Linked DNA regions of Mus musculus: region 1 is linked to region 2. A link is a contact called in ENCODE POLR2A ChIA-PET data. All regions are on one chromosome and are shown on one strand. The core of a region is the stretch at or near the end of the contact, and the rest is flanking DNA. Distances in the headings are between cores, read along the strand shown.

Region 1 (6,063 bases), core at 218-2,717, 130 kb after region 2:
CTTTAACTATTGCTAGTTTGCTCTCTGGAAGTTTCCGGCAGAAACCGAAAGGAAGGTCCATGACAGTGATCTCCATAAGGTATTTACTGTGCTCTTGAGTCTCAGGTCCGACACCCACCCCTGCAAAGACTGTCCTCACGCTAAGGAATTGTAAAGGGATTCCCCTTTGATATCCAGTGTATTTCGGTCCAGAAAGGTGCCTGCCAAAGTGGGAAGGGGGGAATGGAGTTGTCATTTTGAAGTAAATTAATAGGAGTAAGAGGAAAAACTACCCAATTGCCATTGAACCATATCATAGCAATAAATGCTGAATCCCAAGTAGCTAGCAGGTCTTCTAATCAAGTGTTAGAGAACAAAGCTTTATCACTGGATATTACTCATAGTCCACTTACCACCGACGTTGAGCCCCGTAAGCCTCAGACATTGCATTAAATGAGCAACAATAATCTTCAGTCGTCCAGAAGTCTGGTGATGTAATTATGAGCTGTAAGCTAGATCTCAGCCTTCAGCTACTTACAAAGCCTTCTCTGCTCCAGCTGGGTAGGAACATTACATAGTATCCACCAAGCCCCAACCCTCCGTAAGATTATCCCCTCCCCTTAGACTGAGGTGGTGAACCTACTTCGGGTTAACAAGCTAGGAGTCTGAATAAGACCGCAATTAACGTTAAACAACTTACACTAAGGGCATTCAAACCTTCCTTGAAAGCAACCATTATGTAGACATAACAGGTATAAGTCAGATACCAACCTAGAGCTATGGAGCGGGATAATGTGCGGACAAAGCTCTAAGCGAAGTAAACAGCTCTTTCCGGGAAGCTGTGGTGGCTCTGAAAAGAGCCTTTGTGGGGAATGGATGGGAGACAGGGCGCTTAAGCGCGCTCCCCACGGATGCGGCGGGCCAACTGGATGTCCTTGGGCATGATGGTGACGCGTTTGGCGTGGATGGCGCACAGGTTGGTGTCCTCGAACAGCCCCACCAGGTAGGCCTCGCTCGCCTCCTGCAGCGCCATGACGGCCGAGCTCTGGAAGCGCAGGTCCGTCTTGAAGTCCTGCGCGATCTCGCGCACCAGGCGCTGGAACGGCAGCTTGCGGATCAGCAGCTCGGTCGACTTCTGGTAGCGCCGGATCTCCCGCAGCGCCACGGTGCCGGGCCGGTAGCGGTGCGGCTTCTTCACGCCGCCCGTGGCCGGGGCGCTCTTGCGGGCGGCCTTGGTGGCCAGCTGCTTGCGCGGGGCCTTGCCGCCGGTGGACTTGCGGGCAGTCTGCTTCGTACGGGCCATGGCGAAGACGGAAGACACCCAAACGAGGAGCACTCGGGGACCTGATACCGGCCCGAGCCGGCCGCCTTTATAGGCGCAGTCTTCCCCGCGGCGGGGCGGAGACAGCGACTTGAAACTCCCGCGCTGCCGCGCCATTGGCCGTGGCGTCACCGGCCCCGACCTCGCCCATTGGCTCGGGCCCGCCACGCCACCTGACCCGCCCCCACCCGCCCCCCACGTCCAGCCCCGCGCCCGGTCCACTTGCCAACGTTCTGCGAGGGTGGAGCCACGTCTGGCAGCTGCCCGTAGAGGGCGGGTCCCGGCTCTGCCCAAGAGGAGCTCGCGCGCCCCCGCCCGCCGCCCAAAGTCCCAGGGCAGAACTAATCTAGTGTTTGTGCAGCACCGCCCAGCCACAGCCACAGTCCCAGCCCCAGTCCCCCATGATCCCTAGAGCCGGCCGCGTCCAGTCCTCGCGGGACACCTCCTCCTCCTAGACATTCCCCAAGGACCGGACGAGAGCGCGGCTGACTGCGACTTATGTCTAGATTGGCCTAGACGTCCTAGTTGAGTCTTAGTCCTGGGAAGGGTCAGGCGGGTGGACGCTGAGTGAGGGACAGTGTTGTGTAGGACAAGGGTGTGGGCAGATAGGGGCTAAATGCTTGGGACGGTCAGCGAGAACCGCGTATCCGCTCCGCCGAGGCAGGGCATGAACCAAAGAGCGACAACAGACTAACTACCAGGGGGAACCACGGGCAGGATGGGCAAGGAAGCAGAGGACACGACACTCTTACTTTTGGGGCAGGGCCAGGAAAGGCCACCAAGACCGGCTACCGTGACACAACTCTTTATCTGATTCAGTGGGTGGCTCTGAAAAGAGCCTTTTTAGGAGCTCGCGGGGGTTATATCACAGAGACGCGGGCCGACGCGAGCAGTGGCCTCACTTGCCCTTCGCCTTATGGTGGCTCTCCGTCTTCTTGGGCAGCAGCACGGCCTGGATGTTGGGCAGGACGCCGCCCTGCGCGATCGTCACTTTGCCCAGCAGCTTGTTGAGCTCCTCGTCGTTGCGGATGGCCAGCTGCAGGTGGCGCGGGATGATGCGCGTCTTCTTGTTGTCGCGGGCCGCGTTGCCCGCCAGCTCCAGGATCTCGGCCGTTAGGTACTCCAGCACCGCCGCCATGTATACCGGCGCGCCGGCACCCACACGCTCCGCGTAGTTGCCCTTGCGCAGCAGCCGGTGCACACGCCCCACCGGGAACTGTAGCCCGGCCCGGGAAGACCGCGACTTGGCCTTGGCGCGGGCCTTGCCTCCTTGCTTGCCACGACCGGACATCACGAAAGCGCAAACAGACGAACGGCCACAACCAGGAAACGGTACTCCGGCGCCGACGCCTCACCCTTTTATAGACGCAGACCCGATTGTCCGCCCGACGCTCTCATTGGCTCACACGCGTCCTGACGCCGTGGCCAATAGGAGCGCGCGGACAGAAGCCTCTCATTTACATAAGACCGGCTCCCTCGCCCCGGCGCCGCCCTGGAACGCGCGAATCACGACGCGCGTGCTCGGTGGCTTCATTTGCGTGCGGCCGTCGTTGCGACACTCCGCGGGTCGCCGGGCGGCTGGGCTTGCTCGCTGTTTCTCCTGCTCTGGAAGCTGGCAAAGTGTGCCCTGCATCCAAGAGGGCCTGAGTTAATCACTTACTTAAGTGTAGGTTTTCCTTCGAGGAATACTGGAAATTTAGTTTTTTATACCTAAGGAGTAGCGGATAATTCTCATAGCCTCTTTATTTTTCTACTTGAAACAGTGTAAAACCTACTTGTTTCATTTTAAGCGTTTATCGCTGGGAGCCTTACTTTAAAATCGTTAAATTTAAAGGTTATTTTCTTAATCCATACACATCTGAGAGTGCTTGAAAAGACCAAGTACAGTTCGCCTGGGGTTTACTAAAATTATTTTTTTGCCACTCAGATTTGTACATAAGGAATCGAAATAACTTAAAAAGTAAACCTTACGCTGCTGCTTTTGTCTATCATTTGTCCTGATGGCTCTCAGAAGCTCCTTTTAGGAGCCTTCCAGGCTGTCTGGGGCTAGAGTGACTCGGAGTACCATATCCGGACTGCCATTATTTTAGCATCGCATCAGTTATGCTCGGTAAAATACAGCCAGCATTTTTCAATCTCTGAAATTTGTAATAAGGTTCGTTATCGATGCATTAGAATCACTGATTAGGCATATTGAGTGTAAGCTTAGCTCTAGTAACAGGTATATTGTTACATAGTAACATAGTTACAATCTTTATATTTTACATTGTTACATATTGTGGAGATGGAATTCTAGTCTTGTGGAGGAATCGGCAAGAGTGTAGCACTAGGATTTTGGGTTGAAGCTAGGTAGGCAGTGGATTTTTTTGGATTTTGGTGGGTTTTTTTGTTTGTTTGTTTGTTTTTTTTTTGGTTTTTTCGAGACAGGGTTTCTCTGTATAGCCCTGGCTATCCTGGAACTCAGTCTGTAGACCAGGCTGGCCTCGAACTAAGAAATCTGCTTGCTTCTGCCTCCCAAGTACTGGGATTAAAGGTGTGTGCCACCACCGCCAGGCTTAGGTAGGCAGTGTTATTAGGATGGCTAGCTGAAAAGCATTTTAAGTTGAGAAGTTGAAGGTTTATCAAGGATTCTGATTAAATTTGATATTGATATTTATGTGCATATGTGGACTCACAAATTTGAGAGGTGGATCAAGGGTTCAGCAAAGACTACACAACCCTGCATTTATGGACTGACTGCAGATCACGAGAATGACATCCTATGACCTTAGAATATACTTTTGATCCTTAAGTATTTGTCTTGAAATATAATTTGGTACGTGTTATTCCTGATATGTGTTATTCCTATAAAGGATGTTATAACATTGACTCTTCTATTTCTTTGTTAGTGCTTCATACCTAGTGCCTTCAGAGACCAGGAGTTAGATCCCCTGGAGCTGAAGGCTTGTCAGCAACCATGTAGTCCTGGGAACTGAAGGAACCCAGATATTCTGCAAGAGCAGCAAGGGCTGTTAAACCCTGAGCCATCTCCAGCCCTGAACTTTTGTATAGATTGAAGCTACACATATCAAAATAGGTTGATAAGGAAAAACGGAGGCTCCCAAGTACACATTTGGGCCAAATCTGCAAATATTAAAAGTCATCATTTTATCAGGGCCAAAGATTAATATGTCCACAACGAAAATGTCTAAGTCTCTTTTAACCTGAAAGTTTTATTTATAAATTTCAATAATTAGAATTTTTAGCAGTTGCATTCTTAAGATTGTCATAGTAAGGTACCATACTGTTTTCTGAGACACGAGAACAGGCTAAGAGAGCAGGCTGTGAGGCTATGTATGGGTTTGACTTGTTTTGGCTGGTTTTATGTGGCAACCTCACACAAACTAGTCATCGCAGGGAGAGAAGTTTCAGTGGAGGAATGGCCTCTCTGAGACCCAACTGTAAGGTATTTTTCTCAATTAGCAATTGATGGGGTAGGGCCCAACTCATTGTGGGTTGTATGCCATCCCTGGGCTGGTAGTCCTGGGTTCTATAAGAATGCAGACTGAGCAAGACATTAAACAGCACCTCTCCATGCCCTTGGATCAGCTCCTGTCTCCAAGTTCCAGCTCTGCTTGAGTTCCGGTCCTGACTTCCTCCAATGATATGGAAATGTTTCCTCTGCAACTCGCTTTTTGGCCATGCTGCTTTTGTTGAAGCAACAGAACATCTTTTGTGTGGAAACAGTTCAAGCTATAGCAGTAGTTGATGGCTATGGTAGGCTGTGAATAGTCCAATTTTTCAGAACCCATCAATATTTAAGAGAGGAAAAGGACTTGTCTATTCAATTCTGAGAGGTTATCCTGGATTAACTTCGGAATAAGCCCTAAACATAATCATCAAAGTCCTGGTTGGAGATAGTCAAAAAAGTTTAAGAAGTAGCAAGCATTCACACACTGTCCCAAAAATGTGGATTTTCCCACTTCAAATGCCTCAGAGGTATTCCCAGCCCCTAGGGTTTTAACTAATTCCAGATGTGCTCAAGTTGACAACCAAAAACAACCATCACATCTATTTCAAAACTACCTTTGCTAAGTAGGACTCTTTTAAGAGTTTCTGTCTAGAAAACAAAACAAAAAACAGCCTATACCCCCCCCCCCCAAAAAAAGAAAGGAAAAAAAGAAGCCACACACAAAAACTGTCTTTAAAAAACAAAAAGAATAAAACTGTTACAATATAGGAGTCATATTAGGTCAAATATACCATGGTGCAATGCTACATTTACTAAGCTACCATTCAAAGCACATGTTTACACATCTTAAATACACTGACCATATCTAACGAAGGCACACTGACTTCCCACTGACACTTGATACACAGGTGAAAGACAGGATCCACTTAATTCTTGCACTGAAGCCATTTCCTGTTTGCTAAAATAAATCCAGTTTCAAGAGCTGCAGAAATCCTAGTGCAGCTGGAGCTACCACAGTTCACTGTGGAAATGGCCACACATTCTGCCACTGACTGTTCACAACCTTTCCACCATCTCACCCCACAAATGCATTCCCCCCATTCCAAGGTATTGTCATATATATATATGTCATTATCAACTTAGTTCCAAGGTTTATTCCTTCACCTAGTAGGGTAACAAAATCAGTACTGTCAACCAACATAGCTTTCACTTCAGCCTGTCCACAAAGCCTGAAGTTGTAAACCAATGCCAGTGTCCTCATGATATGCAACAAAATGAACAAGTAGCCAAAGGTTTGAGGGTAAAGGATTGG
Region 2 (6,108 bases), core at 3,348-5,847:
ATAAGTAAGATGTATTAGCTTATGTAACAAAAACTTCCAGTAGAGCCACGGCAGTGTTGGTTAAATCAGTCATTCACCAAAGGCCCAGGTTCTTTTGCTTTTCCTCTGCTATCTTCTGAGTCTGCAATCAGCACAACAGTTCAAACAGCAGGAAAAAAATACTTTCTTCATGTCTCTTTGTAAGAACAAACACTCCCTACCCAATACCCCCAAAAAAGCCTCCAGCAGAATTCTTTCGCACTTCATATTGGTCAGAATTCAACTCCCGGTCTAAACAAAGCCAAACAGAGGGTAGTGGAGTTTCATGATTGACCAGCAACCCCTCTCACCAGAACCAGCCTCCTCTGAAGTTCAGAGTCACACAGAGGATAGCTGTTGAATGCAATCAAGGCTTTCTCAGCAAAGAGGAAGGAGACAGACCTTGGTTAGGAGTCCTAGTTTGCTTACTGTTGCCATGGAAAACACCATTACCAAAAGCAACTTGGAAAGAAAGATTATTTTATCCTACAGGCTAGAGTAGTCAGTCCCAGAGAGAAGTCAAGGTGTGAACTCAAGCAGGAACTGCAGCAGAGACTCTGGAGGAGTGCTGTTTACTGGCCTGGTTCTGCTCAGCCTGCTTCCTTATACAACCCAGTGCCATCTGCACAGGGATGGCCTATTGACAGTAGGCTAGGCCCTCTTCTATCAATTAGTTGTAACAAGAAACATAAACATCCATCCCCCACCTCCCAGCATGTGCATAGCCCAGTCTGATGGTGCATAGCCCTGTCTGATGGTGCATAGCCCTGTCTGATGGTGCATAGCCCTGTCTGATGGTGCATAGCCCAGTCTGATGGTGCATAGCCCTGTCTGATGGTGCATAGCCCAGTCTGATGGTGCATAGCCCTGTCTGATGGTGCATAGCCCAGTCTGATGGTGCATAGCCCAGTCTGATGGTGCATAGCCCTGTCTGATGGAGACAAATCCTCATTTGAGGTTCCAGCTTCCCAGGCTCTGTCAAGTTGACAGCCAAGAACAGCTATGCTGCCATGTGTTGGTATCACTTTGGTGAGAAGAGATCACTGGAGCATTGGAGTCTTAGTAATAGGAGGTAGATCTAGCAATGATACATAAGCAGACTGCCCTCTTCTAGCCTCCATAGGAACCAGGCACATGGTGCACAGATATCCATGCAGGGATACACCCACAGATGTAAAATAATAACACAATACCTTAAAATTAAGACAAAATCCCCATTGTGATATACATGTGTAACGGCTACTTTTAGTAAGGCATGGCACATTCCACTACTTTAGAAAATCCTCTTGTGTCCCTTTAATTTTTCTTTTCTCTTGGCCATAGCTGGTACCTACTATTGTGTATTTTTGCCTGTTTTGGAATTTGAGTTTCATAAAAATGCCTTTTTTCTTTTAATAATTTGTGTGTACGTGTGTATGTGTGTATGTGTGTGTATTGCTGGGTATCAAATCCAGGGTCTTATATAAGGGTTCTACAATTGAGCAAACATCAGTAGTCAGAAGTTTTTGCAGGGCTAGAGAGATGAAACAGTGGTAAATAGCACTTGTTGCTCTTGCAGGAGACTCAGGTTCAGTTCTTAACACTATGTGACTCTCAACCATCTGTAACTCTAGTTCCAGGGGATCTGACACTCTCTCTCTGGCCTCCATGGACAGCACACACACATGGTACACATACATGCAGGGAGAATACCCAAATGCATAAAATCAGATAAATCTTTAAAAAAGGTACCTTATTTATTTTTTATAAAAATTCCTATATACATATACATATGTATGTATATGAGTCTATTTTTTATTGTGGTCATTTGAAAGGTTTCCATTGAGTGGCTATTAGAAATAAAGTTTCCATTGAGTGGCTATTAGGAATAAAGTTGTTAGGAACATTTATCTACAAGCTTTTAATAGACACGTATTTTCCTTTCTAGTGGGTAAATACTAAGGAATAGAATTTCTGGGTCAGAGGATAGGAATGGATTTAACATATATATATATGGATTTATGGTTTTCAGCTACAAAAATTCTGAGTTAGTCTAACATTCCTAAGTAGGTACAGTATCTATCTATCTATCTATCTATCTATCTATCTATCTATCTATAGTTTTAAAGGCATCCTAGAACCACTGGTCTAAATTATAGTCATAGTACTAGAAAGGAAGTTATTTCAGTTTGGTTTTCTTTTCTACCACAAAGACATATAAATGCAAATAATTTCTCCTTTTTTTTCTTCCTGGTTAGTTGCAAAACAGCTTTCTCTGAATATTTCCCCTCACCGCACCCATCAGCCTAGTGTTGACTCTCCTTGGAGCAGCGTTGGTGAAAGGCAAGTTAAAGCTCCCGGAGCTTCTTGAAGCTTAGAATCACTAAGACAAGGAAACAAAAACAGTTGTCAGGGTGGAAAAGAACAGTGAGCTGAGCGGCAGATGGGGGCGTGGCCTTGTGGAGGATAAGGGGCGTGGCCTTGTGCACACTGCTGGGGTTTTCTTTGATGATTTTTCCATACTATTCTACCTGGTTGGGGGTGGGGGGGGGGAGACTCCGCTGTACTCAGGCTGCTGTGACTATTTACTATCAGATGGTAGCTTTCGGAGCATCGGACACTGTGACAGTGTCTGCACACTGAAAGAGAAGCCGCTCCTAGATAGGCAAAGAAACGGACAGCATAGGAATGGGAAGGGAGTCACTTAATGGATTAGGGACTGGCTGAGCTGGGACCAGAACCCAGGTGGCCTGGCTTCCAGCCCAGCTGACCACACTGCTACCCACACAGACAGAGCTGGCCAAGACAAGTAGCCCATTGAGCAATTACACAAACAACAATGCCTGATGGATGGTCGGAGTAAGAAACAGGCACAGAGCAATGGCAACCCCATCACTTCCTGATCCCTAAATTTCCAGGCAGGCCTACAATGTGCGATCGCTTAAATGGCTTTGACCAGCAACTTGGCTCAACTTTTTAATCTGGACCACTTTTTGTGGTCATTGCCACAAAACAAAAACAAAAACAAAAACAAAAACAAAAACAAAACAACAACAACAACAAAACCAACCCCTCTGCCTTGTACTTAAGGTGGAGAGAGCCTTTGAGCTCCATACCTGGTCCTAAGGAGTGTGTGAAAGTGTGTTAAACATAGTTAATCGATGAGTGTGAAAGCAGCTCTCAGTTTTGCAGAGTTCTGCCTTCCCACATCAGACTTAGCCAGCAGGGGCTAGTATGATCTACGGAATTCAGTGAGACCAAATCCTACCCTCTTCTCAAATTTGTCACAAAATAGTAGTTGCAATCGGTACTCCCTGGATCTTCTAAGCTCTGGCTTGCTAAGTTGCATTGTAAGTTGTGGTATCTTCCAAAGGCACCAGCTACTTTGCTTGGCTGAGACATGTATACGTGGCCTTAGGTTCAGCCCTAAACTTTCAACTCTAAACTTAAGGGTATTTTTCCAGTGGGTTTCCTGTTTCAGGTGTCAGTTCCTAGTCTGGATAATTCTGTGCTCTATCCTTCCCCATTAGAAACCAAAATTCTCAGCGAATACTGAGGAAAATGAAGAGCCAACTGCATTATGCTTTTACATAAACCCAGTGAACATAATTTTGATAATAAACACTGCCTTGAATGTGTGGATTCTAGAGATCTGAGTTAAATTTTAGGATTCATTTGGTTAGAGTATAGCATAAGCTGGGCCCATTTTTGTGTTTTCAATAAAGTAGTTCTTCTGGAAGCAGTCCATATTCCTTTACAAACATGAAAGGCTGAGATGGCTTGTTTGTGTGCTCCTAGGCACAGCTCATTGTAACCTCCGTGACATATATGTTTGTTTTGCTTTATATAAAATATTTCAGTGAATTCTATTAATACTAAATTGTTAGATTGCTGATGCTTGGGATTTATGTCTTGTTGCGTTTTCTATTTCCAGTCTTCCAGAATACAGTGCTTTTACAACAGTAGGGCTTCAATAAGTAAAGGCATTGAGTTATGCTGTAATGTTGTAAAAACACATTGACAATGTGTTTTTACAACATTAACTAAAAAACTGACTGTGGCAGGGATGTTACTAAGGGAGTATTGTTATGCAAGTGAATATAGCAAAGGGTACGTTCACGTCAAGAGTGAAGGAACAAGGGGAATGCATAGCTGGGTGGGGCTGGTTTGTAAGAAGCGATGTTCAATTCAGTCTGGTTGGTCCAGGATTGCGTGGAGTAACTAGAATTTCAACCTTCTCAAGTATTTTTATCCTTCTCACCTTTCGAAAGCTACTCCGCCAGTCTCCATTTCTTCCCTTAGGGCTGGCGCCAACTGATGCGACCCCAAAGTCTTAACAGTCCATGCCGAGCTCCCAGCTCCCGCTCAAAAGTGCCTCCGCCCGGGGGCTCGGGGACGCGAGCCAAAAACGCGCGGGGTCACGCGCCGGGCAAGCGCCAAACCGGCCACAGCCCCAAAGCGGTCCCGAGGGCGGGGCTGCTGCGGGGAGGGGCGGGGCGGGACGGGGCGGGGCCGGCCGCGCCGGGCGGGAGGAGGCCCGGGGGCGGCTAGGGTGTCACCGCCAACCCGCTCCGGCCGGAAACGGGCGCTTGTTTCCGGCCGGACGGCCGAAAGCCACCGATCCTGAACCAGCCGCTGGAGTCGGAGTGGCGACCCGGTGTGGAGGAGCCGGCGGAAAGCCATTGGGAAGAGGCCAGCTCCGGTCAGTCCCGGCTTGGCTCCAGCTCTATCTCCTGTGGAGAGCAACAGCCGCGGTCGCAGTGTCCGCCTCCGCCTCCATCGTCGTCGGGGGAGGGGCCGCTTGGACCCCGGGGTCACTGCCGAGGAATGAGGCGAGGCGGCCGGGCCCCGCGCTCCGCCCCGGCCTAGAGCCTTGCCCCGAGAGTCGCGAGGGTAACGGAGACCCCAGCCCTGACACCCTCCCCATCTCCTCCCCGCTCCTCCCGCCTCTCCAGCGCCCCAACTCTGCGTCGTCGAGCTCCACTGCTCACTCTCTCTGACGAGACTTCACCTGAAGCCATCTCCCCCTGAGCACCCGCTCTCTGCTTGGTCCCCACCTTCCTCCTTCACGCCAATCTTTCACCTGCGTCCTGCGCTCTCAGCCCTGGCCGGCGGTTCCTGTCCCTTCCCCAGCTGTGCTGGGCAGTTTGGATAGTCCCCTCTTGTCAGCTAGACTTTGGGAGACGGATGGCGGAGTTTTAGGGTGGTCTAGATGCAGCCCCCCCCCCCCAAGTAGGATAAAGTTCTTTTAAAGTCACTATAAAAGTAAAAAAGAAAAGCCAAGTTTGTTCTTAACGATAGCCAAACTGAGGTGCGTCCAGTAATGGAGGAAGGGGGGTAGGGAGGGAGGAGAGAGAGAGGGAGAGGGGAGAGAGGAGAGAGGAGAGAGAGACTGTGGTGAGTGTAGGTGTAGAAATTCTAGGGCAGGCTTATGGACTTCAGAAAAAAAAAGTTTCTGTGCGCTGATGGAAACTTTAGAAGCTGATGATGAGTAAGCTGGGGGCTGTGTGATCGCACTCTTCTCATAATTACTAGGTTAACGGTGTGGCTCCTGTTGAGATGGAATGGGATTTGTTTACTGGGCCGGCGTATTTTTAGCCTGTCGGCTCACAAGGACCAGCCCTCAGAGTCTGTCTCTCTTCTCTGGTGATAGAGTGTCAGTCTAACATAGGTGTCTTTTCTGGGCACAAGACACATGTAAAAATGGGGAAGTTGAGAGAAGCGAACTGGTGAGATTTGATCTAAGAGGTTATTCCCCCTCCCCCAAATTTTTTTTTCCCCTTAGGGAATTTTCATGACTGCAAAGCCAATCGCTAACCCGCTTTGACTTTGGCTTTCTTTATCTTTTTGTGAATACTACATAGGGTGTTTTATTTAGAAGCTGGTAATTTGTGGGTCTTTGGCTTTTCCTACAATATACTTAGGTCTTTTAGGATGCTGGATCCCTTTGTGTCTCAAAACCTGTCAGGTGGATAAGAAAAATAAGGAGAAGTGGTGGTAAGAAGACTCCAAAGGAGTAGCTAATTTCTATTTTTTATTTTTTTCTATGTTGCATATCTAAAAAGACATTTAGGAAATGTGTTTCTTAGTCAATGAGATTCTGTTCCTGAG

What was found. ChIA-PET counts read pairs that join two places held with the same protein, here RNA polymerase II (POLR2A).
Region 1: POLR2A ChIA-PET joins it to region 2 with 14 read pairs in Patski. The contact joins the promoter of H3c15 here to the promoter of Otud7b in region 2. POLR2A ChIA-PET finds 5 or more read pairs at or near these places in 3 of 5 experiments (Patski and embryonic stem cell).

Annotation. Positions count from the first base shown.
Region 1 is chr3:96,237,660-96,243,722 of GRCm38, forward strand. H3c15 (H3 clustered histone 15) reads right to left here and starts at 1,468. Exons shown (of 1, transcript NM_054045.4): 1 at 820-1,468. The coding sequence starts at 1,282. The coding sequence ends at 872. H2ac19 (H2A clustered histone 19) reads right to left here and starts at 2,715. Exons shown (of 1, transcript NM_178212.3): 1 at 2,120-2,715. The coding sequence starts at 2,591. The coding sequence ends at 2,199.
Region 2 is chr3:96,099,930-96,106,037 of GRCm38, forward strand. It overlaps Otud7b (OTU domain containing 7B), which reads left to right and starts at 4,598. Exons shown (of 12, transcript NM_001025614.1): 1 at 4,598-4,890. Gm30044 (a long non-coding RNA gene) reads right to left here and starts at 4,427. Exons shown (of 2, transcript XR_375856.2): 1 at 4,259-4,427.